Linked DNA regions of Mus musculus: region 2 is linked to region 1. The links are chromatin contacts, found by Hi-C or POLR2A ChIA-PET in ENCODE. All regions are on one chromosome and are shown on one strand. Each heading gives the region's core, a stretch centred on a gene start or an enhancer-like site at or near the end of the contact. The rest is flanking DNA. Distances are from core to core; before and after follow the strand shown.

Region 1 (6,591 bases), core at 3,326-5,825:
CTTATGGATCAGTAATTAATGTCATAGCTATTAATGTCAGGGGAATTCTTGCAACAAAGTCAGGGTGGTTTGTAGTCTTTGTCAGAATTTAGTGTGGGGTGGGGGCAGGAGAATTGCTAATCTTGTTATGGTTATTTCTCTGAGAACAGCTAATATTGTTTTGGTAGCTGCAGGCTTAATCATTTTGACTGCTAAAACTAGGTTTTTACATTTGTTTAGTCAGCCAGCTTCCTTATCTGGCTCTGCACTTGGCCTGCTAGTACAGTTTGGAAAGTCCTTTTTGAAGGGGGAAGTTACTGGGTGGTCTTGAATTTAATTTGGATATTACAGACTTTAGTGCAGGCATACATTTTTTGCAACCTAGTTTTAATAAGAGTTCAACCTCTCCTCTAGCCCACCACCCAGCAGAGGCAGTGGAAGAGAAAAGTTATTGGGATACCAGGGAATTGGATCTGTTCAACAATGGTTCTTTGGAGGTGAGCTCGATCTTCTTCCTCAGCAGTTCAGTCCTGTAGTAAACATCAAATACGACTCAGCAGCTGCAGACCCATCTTCTAGGCAGGCAGAACTAGCACTAGGCAGTTCTAGCACATGAGAACTGGCAGCCACAGACCAATACTTTTGGCAAGGAGACAACAGGCATGAACCAGCAGCTGTAGTTCAATCCCGAAGAAACCGCCAGACTCACCAACAGGCCAGAGGCAGAGCCCCAAAAGTGGCAAGCTACTGCAAGAACCTCACAAGCAGTTCTTTGGTGAGTTTCTCTCAATGGCATTGTCACCACAAGTTGAGCTCAACAATGCTATGTAGTTAGCAAAGAATAGTGAGGCAGAGCAAACCAAACCAATGCTCAGTGCTAGTCTTCCACTGTCAGTGAGGTCCATATTTATACTCCTTCATCATGCGTCCATTTACATGTCTGCTCCAGCAAAACATCCTTTCACCTGTGTCTGCTTCAGGAAAACATTATTCCACATGTCTGCTTTAGCAAGGCATCCTTTCACTTGTGTGCCCCAGCAAAACATCATTTGACATAACCAACTTTCTGAAGAAACTAGAAGGTTCCACTTCACCTTAGGGAGATAATTAAGATCCAGATCATAAACTGGGTGGTGGTGGTACACCTTTAATCCCAGCACTCTGGAAGCAGAGGCAGGTAGATCTCTGAATTCTAGGGCAGCCTGGTCTACAGACTGAATTCAGGACAGCCAGGGCTATACAGAGAAACCCTGTTTAGAAAAGCAAAAAAATGAAACAAAAGTTCTGAAACAAATAATTTGCTAATCTTAGTTTTTAGAGGCGTTTAAAACCACATGGTTTTTGTTTTTGTTTTTAGATAGGATTTGTCTCATTTAATTTAATACACATTTAATATGTTGGGCCAAACATACCTTTTTCTGAAGGTGTACCAAAAATTAAGAAGCTTAAAAACATTTGTCTATGGGCTGAAGAAATGTGTCTGTGGGTAAAGTGACCCTCTGCTTTTGATGAGTTTAGATTCCCAGCATTGGTGGTATGGTAGAGAATGTATGTAACCTTACCGTGTGTGTGTGTGTGAGTGTGTGTGTAAAACCCTACTGTGGGAGTGTGGCAGATCATTGGAACTTGCTGATCAGCCACCTCATCTGTGCTGGGTTCAGTGACAGACCATGTCTTAAAAAAAAAATTATGGATTATGATGGGGGAATGTAGCCATTCTTTTGGCTACTTTGTGAGTTTCTCTTCTACCCTTTCAACTTCCTAACAGTAGATATGAAAGAAGAAAGGAGAGAGGGGAAAAGATGATGCTATCATTAGACTACCTCTAGCTGATCAGGGGCATCAGGGCCCTTGGGACAAGTTTGATCTTTGCTGTCAGGATATTTAATTTCTTGTTGTTATTGTTTCTTCTTTGTGCATGCTAATTAACAAACTGCAACCAACAGCAACCAACCCAACAACTCATTTATTAGGGCTCAAGCATTTATATACCCTCTGAAGAGTCTTCAGAACTCCAAATGTCTCACAGTCACAGAAACTATCTGCAGCTGGCAAAACAGTGCCCCTGCTAGAGCATGAGGCAAATCATAGCTGCTATGGACAATCTGAAACAGCCCCACATCCCACACATGGGTTTAAAACAAAACATATTCTCATAATATTTATGTTTTTTTAAATAGAAACCAAAATTCTTACTATAGGGGAGGACACCCGAAGTCAATCTCTTTCACACATACATACATACACACCCACATGCATGTATATACAAAAAAACTGGAGAAAAACATTAAATTACAGGAGTCCTTTTAGACTATTAGCTCCACAAGGAGGCTACAATGGTTTTAAGTCTTCTGCAAATCCATGCCTCTAGCTTTCTGTGGTTTTTCTTCACATTGTACTGTGAAGTTGAAAAGCAAATCTCAAGTTAGGAGTGGCAGCACATTCTTGTGATCCCTGTGTTTGTGAGGCATAGTCAGGATGATTGTGAGTTCAAGGCCAGCTTAGCCTGTATAACAAGGACTGATGAAAAGGAAAGGAGGGTTAAAGAGAGGAGAAGAAAGGGGAGGGGGAGGTAAGGGAAGAGTTAGGGGAAGTTGCTTAAGAAACAAGCTGCTTGCCTGCATGACCCAGCCACAATTTCTGGTAATAGAACAGAAACCCAGGCTAGACACTCAGGGTCAGCAGGCACAAGGATAGCAGGTATGTGACTCTTGAGTGTTAATACCTACATTTCAAAGCCACATTGGAAAGGATATTGCCTCATCTTTGGCTTTCTGTATTAGGGGTGTCTCTTGCTATTCCCATCATGGATAACTGAGGTTTTAATGTACAGTAGTGACATCCTAGTAGCAGGCCTGAGGGCAATCTGAACTTCTGCTTAGTATATTTACTCTTGCAGCTTTCCTTCCTCCTGATTTGTAATTCAGGAAGCTGAGAGGAGAGACAGCAAGGCTTCTTGGATGGATCGAAAAGCCAGGAGCTGGGATACCACCCTCTATAAAAAGGTTTGCTATCATATTTGCTTCTTCATTTGCTTATGCTGTGCTTTGCTTTCTTCCTGTGCTTCCTAAATGTAAATCACACTTACACAAGTAGTTTGTGATTATAGAGTAGTTTGAATGTGAGGGTAATTTATTTTTTTAGGTGAGCTGCTCAGGCATAAAGCAAAATTTGGTAGGTGTCTTAGCTGTCAAGTTCACCCCAAATTCTTCAGATCCTATCAGATGTATCTTTGCTTCTTGTTTAGAGGATACATTTAGGATTGAAGTCTTGGAGCTGTGGTTAAGCAAGCTTAATCTTAGGACACAGTTTTCTGTATCCTTTGTCTTTAGAAATGAAATATGCCCGTTTATGCACTCTTGTTGTATCTCCTCTTTACTTAAAAAGGTGAAGACTCTGGTTTGATACAGAAGAGCTTTATTGGAACTCAAAGAGGGGACATAATACAGTCATTTACATTCACTATTATAGCTTCTTTTAAGTATGTTGGACCAGTACTTCTAGAAAGTTGAGCTCAATTTAGTAAGGTATAGTCTTGGGTTTAACACCCAACTTGGAGAGATGTCAGGGAATATACCAGAATGAGAGAAGACAAAGTATTTTGTTATATTCTATGCACATTAGGTAACAAAATATTCTTATTAACGAAAGATGGTAAATAGATACTTTAACACCTAAGGAGTTTGTGATAAGGAATGCCATTTCTCATCCAGGGGTCATTATTTCATAAACGGAAATCTCTTCAGTGTAGTGTGATGAAATTAACGTAAAGATAAATTTGTTTTATAATTAATTTAAAATTAATGTACAGAATCTGTCGCTGTCAAATGAAAAGCATATTCTAACAAACCTAGGAAGGTGTGAGTAGCTGGGCTAGGAAATATGCTGTAGCTTAGTAGCAACAGTTGAGACACAACGACATCTCATGACCCTCATTTTAGAAACATTGGGCTTCTTCCTGCTATAAATGATCTAAGAAATATCTGGCTAAATCTCCCCAGACCGAGCACATTTTAAGAATGTCTGGTCCAACTTCTATCAGCTTGAGAAAACATGGCAGCCAGGACTAACTTGCAAGGAAACATGGCAGCCAGGACTAACTTGTGGCCTTCGTTGTCCAGCAGATGCTATTTTCCATCACATTTCGTTGAGTGCTCCAGGAGCAACAGTTTCCAACAAAGGCAGAGCTTTCACTCATGAGGGCTTCACTAGACCTGTGACAGCCGCTTCTCAGGCTTGGGAACACCGGGACTGGGAGTGGCGGTGGGATTCTTTCCCCCTCGATTCTCTGCTTTGCAGCTATCGGGTGGCTTTTGGAGTTGGGAGTCAGGTTCGCTGACCCCAGATGGAAATTATTAAATAGACGGTCAAGACTGTAGCAAGAAGGGCAGCGCGGGTCTATCGAATAAACCTGGGTCTGTGTCAATGGGAACAATTAGGTCAAAGGTGTAATCGAGGGGCCCACAGGGTAGTTACTAAGGCAAGACAAGCCCGGAAGTCCTGCAGACCCCTCCTCGGAGGGGCCAGACTCTAGTAGCCCCTTTAGGAAGTCTCCCCCGGATCTTCCGCCATTATGAGTCCAGGCGGCGCCACGGAGGACGTGCACGCCCTCTCTCCCAACTCCCGGGCCTCCCGGTCTCCGCTCATTGGGCAGGGAGGACGCCCCTCCTGCGTTTGTACGTGCACCGGGTGGAAACACGACCTGGAGTCGTTGGCGTTCCGGGCTGGGAAGGGCCGCGGGGGACGTGAGAAGGCCGCGCGCCTGCCGCTCCTCCCCCGCCCCCCCTCCCGCGCCATCTCCCCCTCCCTCTGCCTCGGCCCCGAAGGGGGCTGCACGGGCGACTTGGCGGCGATGGCTCGAGCTCCGGCGGCGACGACGGTGGCCGGAGGCGGCGGCTCCTCCTCCTCCTCCTCCTGGGCTTGGGCCCGGCGGTGATCCGAGCTGGCGGCCGCGGCCCCCCGATGAGACTGTTGGCGGGCTGGCTGTGCCTGAGCCTGGCGTCCGTGTGGCTGGCGCGGAGGATGTGGACGCTGCGGAGCCCGCTCTCCCGCTCCCTGTACGTGAACATGACTAGCGGCCCCGGCGGGCCAGCGGCGGCCGCGGGCGGCGGGAAGGACACGCACCAGGTACTGGGCCGCAGCCCTGCGGAGCGGGGGCGTGGCGCGGCGCGGCGGGGCGCTCGGCCTTCCCGCGCTCGGCCGGGCCATTGTGCGGGGCGGCGCGCTCGGGCCTCGGCCCCGGCCTCTCACAAACTTTTCCCGGCCCGGGCGCTGGCCCCACGGCGCCTTTTGTTCGGCGGCGCGGGCGGGGGACAGCCTTTGCTGCCTGGCTCCCCGGGCCCCAGCGTGGGCGCCCCGAAGCCCCGCATTGTTCCCAGGCCGGCGGCGGCGTCCGCGTCCGCCCTCAGGACCCGAGCAACTTTGGGTAGGGCCACCCAACTGGCACTGGGGCCTGAGCAGAAAACTGCCCCAGCTCTCACCCAGCCAGCCTTCCTCTACCCCCCCGAGGGACAAAACCGAAAGCCGGTCTCTTTTTGTCTGGCCGAATCTCTGGATATACAAAGGGTTCTAAAGACATTAAACTGGGCCTCGTGAACATTTCGGCTGACATTTCCCCGAAGCACTTAAAAAAATGTGTTTGACAGGTCTGGGCTCCCAGCCTAGGAACTCTCCTCCCCCTCTGCCTATGAGACGTGTCCTTTCAACTTGGGTTTAGTGAGCTGACCAGAGAGGTTGGGATGAGGAGGAAGATGATGCAAGCTTTAAACGGAGAGGTTTAAAAAATCTGAACTGTTCAGCAGTGAATTCTTGTAGCTAATGAATGGATTGTGAGCCGTGGGGGTTCTACCGGTTGGATGGGGTTGGATGGTCTTTTCATTAGCTATTTGTACCACTTAAAGAAACATGCATGGGTCAGCTGTTGAATTAAGAGGGAGGTAGTTTGCATTTGACCGTAAGTAGTTTGTGGTTAACCTTGCAGTCACAGAAGAGAAGCCTTTGAATTTAGACAAACTTTGCGCTTTTTCTAAAAGCCTGAGTTTAGTATGTCTTGCTTTTACAGAGAGATGTAAGGAATGATTCCTTGTGTTATTTGGACCTCACCTTTTTATGTATAACAGCATTAAGATTTTATTTGCTATTAACTGGATTGTGTTGTTTTTTTTATGGTGTTGGGATGGAACCCAGGTCCTGGAAACTGTTCTACCCTGATCAATACTCAGACCTCATTTTCTATTTTGGAAGGAATCCTCGATTTTCATTATTTAAATTTACTAGTGATTGTGGCGTTTTAGATGCCCTTTTATGTAGTATTGTTAGGAGTGCGATAAACTTAGTATAACATCTTAAATTGTATAACCATGCTTATTGTCACAGACTATGTTATGCTGGCTCAGTGTCATAGAGACAACTCTGAGGTATACACTGTTAATTAAGTAGGATCAGAATGCCTCATGCCCGTGTGGAACAAGGACTTGGAAATGCTGTGTTTAACAAGCAGTGGATAGAAAAAACGATTATTCCCTATGATGAGGAATTGCGGTTGAGTCTCCCAGTTGTCGGTATTTATGATAACACTTGGGATTACTGCAGAGGCTTGATTTAGGTGCTCAT
Region 2 (6,606 bases), core at 1,145-3,644, 40 kb after region 1:
GTAAGCTGAGGCTCAGTGCTGACTGACTGAGAGGAGTTAGGAGTTAGTCAGCTGGAGTACCACCTAGCTTCTTGTGTGCAGGGAGGTCCAGTCAAGGAGAGTGGGCTCACACTAGCCTGTTGACTGCAGCCCTGTTCTGCCCAGGCACAGTTCCTTAGAAGTCCAGGGGCTGCTCTACGATGTGAAATAGATTGGTCCTGTTGTTCCTATGTGCAGACAGAACCCCAGTCTCAGGTCACCTTCAATTGAAGATTTAAAAAGTAAACCAACCACTGGAAAGATGGCCCAGTGGTTAAGAGCACTGACTGCTCTTCCAGAGATCCTGAGTTCAATTCCCATCAACCACATGGTGGCTCACAAACATCTGTAATGAGGATCCGATGCTGTGTTCTGGTGCGTCTGAAGACAGCTACAGTGTTCCCACACACATGAAATAAACAACTCTTAAAAAAAAAAAAAGTAAACCATGACCGTTAAAACAATAAGAAATACTTGCAGCTTGGGAATTTCCTCTCTAAGTCTTCGTTGGGGAAACTGAACAGGCCAGGGGAGGGAACAACGGTGTCCCTTCCCCCTGCAGTTGAGCAACATTAGTCAAAAAGAGAAGTCTGGATAGTATCTCACTAAAGTCCTCTCCTGTGAAGTTTTTCTTGTAGGAATTTCTAGGTTCAGTAGGTTTTTTTGTATGTTTTAAATCAGTTTCCACTGAAAATGTTGAAATTTAGCTCAGTGGAGGAAATAAAATCACCCTATTCCTTTTGGCAAACTGTTAGAAAATGAGTAGAGACGTTATTTTGGATACCTTGAGCTTATTTTGTGTGTGCTTACGTATGTCAGCCTGTTCAGGTGTGTATACTTATGTCTGTGGGTGTGCGGGCATGAGTGTAGAGATGTGTGTGGAAGCCAGAAGACAGCCTCAGTTGTGTTCTTTGGAATTATTTACTTTTGTTTTCCCTCAGAGGGTCTCAGTGTTGGGTAGGCCGGGCTAGTGAGGGAGCCCAGCTCTGCCTCCCCATCACTGAGCTGGTGAGTGTGTGCCACCAGGCCTGACTCTTTTATATTGTTCTAGTAACCCTCAGCTTGTACAGCAAGCACTGTACTGAGATATCTCCCCAGCTCCAACACCTGTTATTACTATTAGCATCAGAAGCTAACAATTACTATTATTATTATCATGATATTTTTGAGACAGGGTTACTCTATGTAGCCCTGACTGTCCTGGAACTTGCTCTGTAGACCAGGCTAGCTTTGAACTTAGAATCCGCTTGCCTCTGCCTCCCAGGTGCTGGGTTTGTGCCACCACTGCCCTGCCCAACATTTATTATTATAGAAAATGTCAAACGTACAAAAGTAGCACACAGACCCAGCCTTGCCTAGCGTTCATTAACTGGGGCTTGTTTCAGGTCTCCTCACTATCTCATCCCCTCCTTTTGTTATTATATCTGCAGACATTTCACAATACAGATGGGAAGATAAAGCTTTTCTCTAACTCCAACAAAGCTCTGTACAAAAGTAGTGTATAGTCATGGCAGACAATAGAGCAGTATAAGACATCACCGTGGTTCCTCAGCCAGAAGAGCCACTGTTAACATTTAGGAATAATTCACTCACTCCTCCTCCCCGTGCCCCATCTCCCCTCCCTCTGCATTTCTCCTTTCCTTTTCTTGTGTGTGCTGGAGAGTGAACCCAGACCCTTACATATGCTTGGCAAGTCCTCCACCATTAGGCTACTCTACCATGTATTTACAGATGAGAAAAAAATTAATTACAAGAACATTGGCTCCATTTGTTGCCCTGCAATCCAGATTTAGTGGACAAATCTTAGATTATTTAAACTATGATGAAATAAATAACTTTTATAGTGCTAGAACAGGTAGAGATAGAATTTAAAGATTAGTTATTTTATCAGGTGACTTTTCTCTAGGTCAAGTTACAGCTTTAAATCCAAGTTCTTTTCAGCCTTTAGAAACATTGTGCTATGAAAGTATTAAGCTAATATTGTACAGTGTACATTAGTCCAGAGCTTGCCTGTGTGGGAATTGACTGAGTGACTAGCACAAGTGGTCACAGATTCTCTCTGGTGAGATGTGCTCAAAGCAGCATCAACAACCAAGGGCCGGTAGGAAACCTTTCTTCAGCTATGCTTTAGTACCTAATTCTGTGGGAGAAGTGACCTCCTCCAGCCCCCGACTTACTGTAGTGCTGCCTTCTTAAATTATGTGCTAAGAGCTTAAGTACACAGATAAGGCGAGAAGCAGCGGTCACTTAATGAGCTGGAGAAAAGGAAAGCTTGACCTTCTTACCGACTTGGAAAAGGATCAGGCTGATCTCTGGCCGGAGGCGGCTCCTGCGTGCACTCACGGGGCCCATCTCTGCTGCATGTGCCGCCTTCTCCACTTTTCTCCTTTCAGAAAGGAAGAAGTAAAGAGAGGAACTCATATTAAGGAAGCACAAGCAGGAACTTTTAGAAATTGTGTAAGAATGGTTTGTAATAAGTTTCACCATTTAGAGTTGAGATTTCAGTCTAAGCGTGCGTGTATGTTAGAAACTGCCATGGGCATTTGATATTCTTTGTGGAGCTTGCAGGAGGTCAGTACTCCTCAAGCAGAGCCTGGCATTTTAGAGTGCTCTTACTGATGTGCTCCACTGCAGAGGGCCTCTCAGGGCCAGAAACTGTTAGACGTGAGCAGCAGCAGCAGAGGCCATGTTTCCTGTAGTCCTGGGAGAAAAACCCAGGGAGTGACCAGAGCATCCGGCATGGTAAAAAGGTACACAGCTGCTGTTAAGCTTGTGCGCCTGGCTTGCATTGAAAGATTTCTTGGTGTTGATAAGCAAAATGGCTATGTCCCTTGGTGCTTGCTTTGGGTCTGAGTCACACACAGCACCCCCTCTCCCCCAGCCTTTACTAGTCAAGTGGTTCTTTGTAAGTATCAGGAACTCAGCTGATCAGCAAAAAGAGACTTGTTAACAGGACTTGAAGTGGCTCCTGGAGTCTCAGAAGGCCTGGAGAACCATGTGAACTCCAGGTCAAGAGGAGCTTGAGTCACACTGGGAAACTGGTCTGATGATGGGTACTACGTGCTGCAAATTCTGTCATTAGCACCCACTCATCAGCCCACCTCCCTAGCCACTTGATATTAGTGCTTGCACTTGGCAAAAAGCCTTGTTTTATTCTGGGTCACCAGCTCATTCCAGTCTTGGCAACAGGCTAAGGTGTGGCACCGGTACCCTGCTTCAAGGAAGCCCAGAAAAGCAGCTTCCCCGCCCTCCAAGAACGAACTCCCCTGACAGGGAGAGAATGCAGTGCTGGCCACTGAAACGTGTGTACTCTTCCCTTTCCCCGTGCTCTATCACACGCTGCATCAGAAGCCTCACTATGAATTTAGTGGCATGTCACCACAGCCTCTAAGAGCACACCTAAGTGCACTTTTGGCATTGTCTGTTTGTAGTCAGAGTGTGGCTTGCAGGGAACAGACCTGGCCTGCTTCCCACAGCCCAGGCTCCTACTGCCCATAGGCTTGGAAGGGATTGACAGATGACTTAGGAAATGGGTCAGCTTCTCCTGAAAAGCACTTGTGTTTCTGTGGATAGAAATTTCTCATGAGCCTATTTTAATTTTAAGCCAGGCAACTTCTAGACAGGAAGTTGAGTAAGTGTACGTGATCTCGTATGTCCAAATCTCCTTTCAAATACAAGTGAACCCCATATTCAGTATTCACTGACTAGTTTCTGAGCCACACAGGCAGCTCAGTCAGTGTAGGCTCTGGATGAAGGCAGCCTGGGAACAGCACTGGATGCAGGCGGCCTGAGAGCATCACTTTGGGTAAGTTCTCTCACTCCTTCTAGGCTCTGTCCACTTGCTTTGAAGAGAGTGGAGCTGTTTAGAGATGGTGCACCCAGGGCATCAGTGCCTGGAACACTAGCTCTCCCTGTACTTCCCTCTTTTAGTGAGTCATTGTTCAAGAATTTAACTTAATGTTTTTATTTGTTCTAGTAGGTGGCAAGTGGGAGAAACCATCAGAAATTCTGGAAATCAAGGGACAGAATTGGGAAGAGCAAGTGAATAGCCTGCCTGAGGTGTTCAGAAAAGCCGGCTTTGTCGTCGAAGCTTTCACTAGACTGCCATACCTGTGTGAAGGCGACATGTACAATGACTACTATGTTCTGGACGATGCTGTCTTTGTTCTCAGACCAGTATAAACACGTGGAGGCCCAAGTCCTCAGAGTCACCCCTGCAACCGACCCTCCAGAAGAGGAGATGCATCCAGTGATGTGAGGGGGACCTCTGGGGACTGTCATTCTCAGTATCATGTAGGAATTTAAAAAGCCAAAATACTAATTCTTTCTTTGTAGTGTGTAAGGGAGTGTTTTTAAAAACAAAACCCAACTCTTTGTGTATTTTTAATCAACTCTTTACTCAGAATCACGCTCCAATGCAGGTCACTCTCCAATTATGATGGAAGATATTTTTTATACTTAATTGCTGTAGGGACTCATTCCCAGACAAAGCAATAGTCATGATGTCATGGAACCGATCAATGGATTGTTTTTAATAAATGAAGACTGGCAATAAAGCTGTCCATTCAATTCCAAATATTGGTTATAAAGTAGAACCATTGATAACTTTCATGTTTAGAAACTCCTTCTCTTACTATTCAAAAAATGTTTTTAATCATGCTAATAAACGTTTTTGGAGATGACTCTGGCACCATGTTCTTCTCTCAGACTCTGCAGCTTTGGCTTCATGGATGCCCTCAGTAGGAGCATGATGTGAAACACTCAGGCTGAGCCTGGAAGGAAAGCAAGGTTCAGCTTGGGTGTGGTGCAGAAGCCCAGGGAATTTTGACACCCCTAGAATGGCCTGCCTTACTCAGATATAGTGCTCTAGGAAGTGCCTCTCAGTCAGTGTACCTGCTTCTGGCCACAAAACAGCTTTGTTTTCCTAAGCTTCCTTAATTCCTCAGGATTGAAGCAGTCTGTGGCTTTGACTGACAGGATTCAGCCTAAATAGACATTCACCTTCTTCCACTTCCTTGAATGCCATCTTCCCAGAACTTGGCTTATCCCTAGATCCTTAACTGAGAGTAAGTATGTTTGCTGAAGACCATTACCAGACACCTGCTAGAATCCAAAGTGCTCCCAATAAACCCAGAAACACAGTGATAGAGGAGACCTCATTAGCAAGAACAGTAAGCATTGTGGACACTAGTCCGGAACCTAAAGACCCAGCAGTCAGAGCGGTGACAGTGTGAATGAGGTAGTCACAGTATGTTACCCACGTGTTCATTACCTGTGACCATTACTCACAGAAAACTACAACACCTGGGCAGAGAGGCCAGCATGTTCATTAGGAGCAGCCTTGAGAGCCCCACCTTAGCAGCCCTGCGCTGTTACTGTGTAGTCAGACAAGGGGTCATGGGTCGATGCACAATTGTTAGTGGTGTGGTGTGTTCTTATTTTTTTCCCCAGAACTTTGGGTAAATGAAGTACAGACAGTGGCCTAGTGAACAGAGGAATGCAGCAACCCTAACATACTTCTTTTGCAGTGGAAGCTTGCTTCTTTACCTGGCGTCATCAGGGGCTGCTGTTTTATCCTGGGAGGGGTATTCAGAGCCAGGTGGCTTCAAAGCGCCTCCTGTCTCTGAAGTTGAGGTCTATTGGAAAAAGACCATAGAAAAACAGAGAGCACATGTGTTTATTCATTTTAAAGACAAATTCTCAAGAAAATCAGAGGATCTTTGAAGACCAGTTTATTAAAAATGCCATTTTGTGACTTGGAAACCAGATGCAGATGTATTCCTATGTCCTATCTGGTCTGGGACGTCTTAGTGTGTTGTCACCTTTGGCCACTAGATGGTGATGTTGTTTACCAAGTGGCAATGGTCCACCTCTCATGGAAGCCTCCTTTTCTCTGCAAGTATAATAATGCTGCTTTGTGTGCAGCATTCCTGGCACGAGGGCTTAAACCCAGTGAAGTTCGAGAAGCCGAGAGGAGCTCCACCTGTGGTCCAGCAGGCTTGCCAGTTGACCCTAAAGGTGAGTGCAGAGAGGAAACACGACTTGCACCTGGGATTCCTGGCCCCCTGCACCTGCATTCAAACCCCCTGGAGTGTTGAGAGTGCCGAGGACACAATGCCCCAGTCATCTCCCCCTCGGGCGAGGTCATTAAAACCACTTCTGTGTTTCCCACCTTCCCAAGTTTTCTGTTTGTTGTTTGTTTGTTTTGTATAGCCAGTTTACAGCAGGAAATAAGCTGGGCTGGGAAAGACGTAAAACTTTGGTGTTTCCAGCTTCCTCCTGAAGCTGTGTCTTCATTAACATCGCACAGAAGACAGGCGGTGGGCCCTACAGCACAAAGTTGGGCTGCTCACAAACTTGTAGCTCATGTATCAAAGATACATCAGAGTTGGCAGGAGGTGGTTTGTTAAGCAAGCAGAAGGACTGGAATTTAGATCTCTAGGAAGTCTTGGAGAGCTTGGAACCCCAGCATGTAGGAGTCAAACATCCCTGGAGCAAGGTGGCTCCCCAGCTTATCTGAAACCACAAGCTCCAAGCTCCATGAAAAGACCTGCCTCAGTATATAAAGTGGAGTGCAATTGAAGAAGC

What was found. A loop is a pair of places that touch in the nucleus more often than their neighbours do. ChIA-PET counts read pairs that join two places held with the same protein, here RNA polymerase II (POLR2A).
Region 2: a map of heart shows a loop between it and region 1 (2.3-fold over the local background). The contact joins the promoter of Igsf6 here to the promoter of Mettl9 in region 1. A Hi-C loop is called at or near these places in 5 of 37 maps with a recorded cell type or tissue (adrenal gland and heart). POLR2A ChIA-PET finds 5 or more read pairs at or near these places in 2 of 5 experiments (Patski and embryonic stem cell).

The regions. Positions count from the first base shown.
Region 1 is chr7:121,029,870-121,036,460 of GRCm38, forward strand. It overlaps Mettl9 (methyltransferase like 9), which reads left to right and starts at 4,576. Exons shown (of 5, transcript NM_021554.2): 1 at 4,576-5,106. The coding sequence starts at 4,942.
Region 2 is chr7:121,072,136-121,078,741 of GRCm38, forward strand. Igsf6 (immunoglobulin superfamily, member 6) reads right to left here and starts at 2,395. Exons shown (of 6, transcript NM_030691.1): 1 at 2,304-2,395. The coding sequence starts at 2,370. Mettl9 (methyltransferase like 9) reads left to right here. Exons shown (of 5, transcript NM_021554.2): 5 at 3,995-4,700. The coding sequence ends at 4,200.